Regions from separate parts of the Homo sapiens genome. Here region 1 is linked to region 2. Evidence: read pairs that join two places in POLR2A ChIA-PET (ENCODE). Cell type or tissue: endothelial cell of umbilical vein. All regions are shown on one strand. Each heading gives the region's core, and the rest is flanking DNA. Links, peaks and the distances in the headings are about the cores only.

Region 1 (2,924 bases), core at 138-2,637, 190 kb after region 2:
CGCTAATGGAGGACAGATAATTAAATTATGGCACAGTTATAGATTCTATAAAATGGAGTACTACCTAGCCATTAATATGATACATATTATTTATTAAAATGGAAAGCTCTGTAATAGTGGAAATTGAAGCTACCAAATATAATTGGTATAATCTCTTTTTATAAAAGCTATAGGTATACTTATATTGATATATGGAGGAAAATAATTTGGAAGGATAGATATCAAAATAGTTATAGTGATCATTCTCACAGAGCCAAGATTAAGAATTAAAAAAATGTTTTTTTGTTTCCTATTAAGTATTGCCAGGTATTTTTTTAAAATCATGACTTATTTAATTTGAGCAAGAGTAGGAGGGACCTATATCATGTTGGAGAAAAGATTTCTACATTCTAAAGGGTAAAAGAACTAGAATCTATGAGAAGAAGGGGCAGGGTGTTACAGATCACAGTTCCTTATATACAAGTAAACTTTTAAACTGTGACTTTTTAACACTAACATTTAACAGACCTGACAGTACAAAATGGGTTGCCTGTAGGTATGAGTTCCACGTCACTAAAAATGTTCAGACGTAAGCTCCAAAGCCATTTGGTAAGTTTATCATGGAAGTAATTGAAGCATCAGTTTTTTTGACGTTTTGCCTTGGGACTCTCTTGGTAGATGATTTTAACTGTGTGAAAAGATGAATGAGGGGACTTAGAAAAGCCTTTCTGATTCTCATTTCCAAATTCAAAGAGAATTATATTTCAACCTGCTTATCACTAAGAAGATACCAGCATGTTAAAATTCACATGAAGTATGACCTTCTTTAAATACGCTACGATGCAGCACCCTCAAAAGTAAAGTACAGAAACTGACAGTAGTGGTATCTGTCTACAGTTTATCATTGGTGAATAAATGAAGGGAAGAAGGAATTGAGTCTGGACTTGCCGCATATGGAACCATGAACTATACACATAGAATGTTGTTTGGGGTCACAAAGTAGTAGATTAGGCCAGTGATTCCTAAACCCTGCTGAACTTCAGAATCCATCTTCAGAGCTTATAGATATAGACATATTACATATTTTAATAGACTCTTGGGTCCTGATCCCACAGATTTAGATTAACTAGCTCTGGAATAGGGCCCAGAAATCACTATCTTTAAAAGAATTCTCAAGTTGTGTTGATGATCAGCCAAGTTCAGACACGACCAGAATAAAATATATATACGTATACATACCTACATATCAGGACAGTTACAAGAAAGGAGAAAGCAAAATAAAGTATTTTGATAAACACATCAAGTTCTTTTGAGTTACTGATATTTTAAAAAGCTGTCTCGGTGAGAAGCCCATTAACATTCTACAGCTAAGTGATGCTACAGCCAGTATTTCTGATGTTTCATTCAGTCCATTAAGCAGAGCTGCTTAAAAGAACTAGTTTTATTTATTTATACATTTATAATCAGGTTCATGAATACAGTCAACACTATGGAAATTCTTGTCAATAAAAAAGTGTTTGTCCACAGACTACACACAGAAATAAAATTATTAGACCTGCATCAGTCACCGTCTGAGCTGGTCATGCCCTTAAAGGAAATTTCAAGGAAGATGGGCTGAAGTTGGTGAGATATCTGCTGATGTTTAAGATGTAAGCAAGGTGGTATCTTACTCATGATCAGGTTAACAATAACACATACATTGAACAGTTTGAGAATTTTGCATCTTTAGCTTTATGTCCAAATGATGAAAAGGGGGTAAGGAAGAAATGATGAAAAGGGGGAAATGATGAAAAGGGGGAAAATGAAGGCAACCTGCAAAACTGATAATGAAAATAGAACATGAAAGTAACTGTCATCACCCACTAACAAAGCACCTCATCTTCCTAAATAACAGAGTCAGCCCTCTAAGTCAGTCTGTCATAAGTGCCAGATTTGTTTTCTGAGGCCACTTTTGGCACCCGAATTCCTGAGGTCTAGCTTCAAATGAGCATTTCCTCCACTGCCAGAGTCCTGCAGGAGGCTGTAGAGATGGATCCCACAGCTGGTCCCTGCACTGACAGGCATGCTGTCGCCGGCTCAGGCATTGTCTAGGGCATGTCCTGCTTAGAATGCTCTTCCCCTAGAACCTGCACGGTAGGGAGCAGATTCCCAGAAACCCTTCCCATCTTTGTTCACAGCCACTTTCCCAACAAGGCCTGGGATCATCTTATTTAAAACTGTGGCACCTGTGCTCCCCACCCACCACCTGATCCACATCTTTTTTTCCATTGCACTTAACACTTTTATTGTAAACCCAGAATTGACTTGTTATGTTTATTGTTGATGTCTGCGCCCTCTGCTAATTACAGAGCTTTATTTGCTTTGTCCATTGATGTAAGTGTCTAGAATAGTGGCTAGCACTTAGTATATAAATATGTGTTGAGTGGATGGATAAGTACATGATGTATTGATTGTTCGATTGTTCATTACTAGCTATTTATGCCACATCAGGCAGTTTTCAGTATAGCCTTCAGTATTCACGTAGTTAAAACCATCCCAAATATTTGTGTTTGAACAACGTTGTCTGTGAAATGGAACTGCCTAGGTCATGAGTGCATTTTGGAGTTCTGCTGTTGAGTCAGAGCATGCTGGCAGTAGTGGCTCCGCTTGTAGAAGTGAAACCTCCTGCTTATGTTTTGGCCCCATGAGATCTCATAAGATTTCCCCCAACATTTTTGGCTTTACTCCTGATGCACACTTTCATATCTCTTAAAGATCAGCCTGTTGGACGTTATTCTTAGAACAGTGCTAAGCACTCAGCAATTAACCTAGTCAATGATATGTGTTGACTGTGGGTGTGACCCACCATGTCTGTTGTGATTTTTAACTTCAGAGTATCTTAGGAATTATCCAGTCCAGCTCATTTTATACTTCAAGAAACTCAGGAAACCAAGATTAGGTTAATC
Region 2 (2,924 bases), core at 326-2,825:
TTTTTTTTTTTGAGATGGAGTCTCGCTCTGTCACCCAGGCGGGAGTGCACTGATGCAATCTCGACTCACTGCAACCTCTGCCTCCCGAGTAGCTGGGGCTCGGGACCTCATGCCATTCTCCTGCCTCAGCCTCCCGAGTAGCTGGGACTACAGGTTCCCGCCACCACGCCCAGCTAATTTTTTGTATTTTTAGTAGAGATGGAGTTTCACCGTGTTAGCCAGGATGGTCTCCATCTCCTAACCTTGTGATCCACCCGCCTCGGCCTCCCAAAGTGCTGGGATTACAGGCTTGAGCCACTGTGCCCGGCAGAGAAGATTATTATTTAACTTGTTAGGAACTTCATCAGAAATTATTCAGCAATTTGATAAGCCATGCCTTTTATCAAACCTGTGTCAGTCTACATTTGTACCCGTTACATTCATTACAGTGCTGCAAACAAACAGGTGACAGCTTCTGACACTTCATTCTGTCTTCTAATATGCTTGTGCCTTAGCATCAAAATTTTAAAATACATATTATTTATTGTATAAAGTAGCTTTCTGTTGATATGTAAATTACAGTATTTATAGTTATGGCAATATATTGATTTTGTTTTTAAAGTGTGTCTGTTGGTTACACTATGATTTTCATTTGGTGATAATAAAAGTTGTGTTACAAACATTTTGTCAAAAAAGGGGTTATTAGTATTTATAGGTAGGTGTACAGGCCAATGAAATGGCCATTAGGCTGGTCACTGGAGAGAGAGAAAAAGACAAAGGTCAGCTGAAAGTGGTTCTGTCCACCCAAGGCTATGGCCGGGGAAGGAAATGGAAGTTCTAACAAAGAGTTCTCTGGGAATTCAGGGCTAGATTTCAGCTGACAGATCGATCATTGTTCTGTCTGGCTACAGCCATTGGTTCCTGGACATCCAGGAAACCGGTAAGTGCAATGCAGTTTTCAATGGTCTCTAATACAATTGCTTTTATTTCTAATAAGAGCATCTCCTAACTGAATTATAAATATTTGGATAGAAAACACAGATGCAGTGAAAAACATAATTTGAATACAAATACGTGTTGAATAGATTACATCTGGCTGTAGTTTCAAGAATATATTTAGAAATTTTCACTCTTTGAATTGAGGATGTGATTTCTTTCTCTACCCATTCCTGGAAATGGCAATGAAAAGAGATTGGAAATTTTTGCATGTTAAAATGAGCCCTGGATTTTATGACTTTTTCACTTGTACTTTAAGACATAAGATACATGAAAAAAAAGTTGGAAATTTCTCCTTTTGTTATTTTTATCATAAAACAAAGGTTGGCTTATCTGAGTCATTGAATGGCCTTGGGTAACCCTATGTTTTATTTCCCTTATATTAATATATCTGAAAGTATGTTCCAGAGGACAAAATACCATGTAAAATGAAGATATCATTGTCAGACACGGTTCTTTCTCTAGTTAGAAAGAATGAAAGTTTGGAGTTAGTTTTAGAAGACAGTCTATCAAGGGCGTGTCCAACTCACATGCTAGGCAGGACTTCATAGCTTGTACCTACCTTCAGAGAAAGAGCCTTTCTACTTTCTTTTACTTATACTTCGTTGACTTTGGAGAAAATAACTTTTAGTAAAAAAGTTATTTCCACCTGTCATTTTTGTGTGTGCGTGTGTGTGTACATGCATGTGGATGTCTCAAGAACTAATGTTGATACAGATTAGGTACCACATAGAGATTATTGATAGTATACTACTAAATATATTTTGGTTGCAGTGCATGTATTTATGGCTTAAGTGTTACTATCCCTTTGAAGAAAAACAAGGAAAATGAAGCTCAGATAGAGCAGGTGACATCACACAGCTATTCAGAGGCAGAGAGAGTAGAGTCCAGGTTAGAAAAGCTGGTCTTGTCCTTCAACCAAGCAGAACATTCAAGGCACCATTTTATTTATATTTTCAATAAATTAGGCCGGGCACGGTGGCTCACCCTTGTAATCCCAGCACTTTGGGAGGCCGAGGTGGGTGGATGACTTGAGGTCAGAAGTTTGAGACCAGCCTGGCCAACATGGTGAAGCCCCTTCTCTACTAAAAATATGAAAATTAGCCAGGCTTGGTGGCAGGTGCCTGTAATCCCAACTACTTGGGGGGCCGAGGCAGGAGAATCACTTGAACCTGGGAGGCGGAGGTTGCAGTGAGCCGAGATTGTGCCACTGCACTCCAGCCTAGGCAACAGAGCAAGACTTCATCTCACGAAAAATAAATAAATAAATTAATTAATTAATTAAAACAAAACCAATTTAAAGGTATCTAAAAGAAAAACCATTAAAAGAAATCTCTTTTGCTACCTGCCTCAATGTTTTTCTTTGCGAAGTCAATCGAGTTCTCTATTCACTTGCATTTGCATCTCATTCACATCTGTGTTTCCCTTGGTTCACTGAGCTTCCTATGGGCAGGCCCCAGTTAGGAGCCTCTTCTCCGAGGCTGTGATTACAGGGCAGTCTTACACCCTCCTTCTGGAGATCAAGTGGCTCTCAGCCCCAGTCCTTCAGCTGGCAGCTCCTCCAGGGCCCTCTCCGCCCAGGCGTCTGCATCTGATAGGCTTAGGATGCGGCCAAGTCATCGATCAACAGAGAGAGCACATTGAGAGCTATTTTAAATTAGTCTCCAGAAATAGAGTGGGGACGCTCCAACATTGAGCCACTCACAGGAAGGAAACATTATTTTTTAAAAATATATATTTTAAGAATTTAAAAATTAAAAATAGGAAACTCAGAGATTCCGAAAATTAGAAATAGGAGAGTCAAGGAGACAAGGTTTCTTTCTTGTAATTAGATTTATATAAAAAGAATTAAAGGCATCCTATAAATTACTTAATGGATAATGAGTTCTTGACTGTCTGACTCAGAAATAGGCTTGTTTTGCAAAGATCCTTTAATCAGCTCCCTAGGA

The links. Peaks named below come from ENCODE experiments on the same cell type or tissue, not always from the same donor. Only the 100,000 strongest peaks of a DNase experiment are listed, where the experiment ranks them.
Region 1: POLR2A ChIA-PET joins it to region 2 with 5 read pairs; 2 of 35 experiments call an interaction of 5 or more read pairs at or near these places.

The regions. Positions count from the first base shown.
Region 1 is chr13:97,457,528-97,460,451 of GRCh38, forward strand. All of the region lies in intron 1 of RAP2A (RAP2A, member of RAS oncogene family), which reads left to right. Among named protein-coding and RNA genes, the nearest start is that of RAP2A, 25 kb to the left of the region's middle. RefSeq lists enhancers at 2,334-2,383, 2,744-2,853. In endothelial cell of umbilical vein, for the core only: no CTCF peak of the experiment used is centred there; no DNase peak of the experiment used is centred there.
Region 2 is chr13:97,264,018-97,266,941 of GRCh38, forward strand. All of the region lies in intron 1 of MBNL2 (muscleblind like splicing regulator 2), which reads left to right. All of the region lies in intron 3 of LOC101927385 (a long non-coding RNA gene), which reads right to left. Among named protein-coding and RNA genes, the nearest start is that of MBNL2, 43 kb to the left of the region's middle. In endothelial cell of umbilical vein, for the core only: no CTCF peak of the experiment used is centred there; a DNase peak (open chromatin) is centred at 1,298; H3K27ac peaks cover 2,305 bases.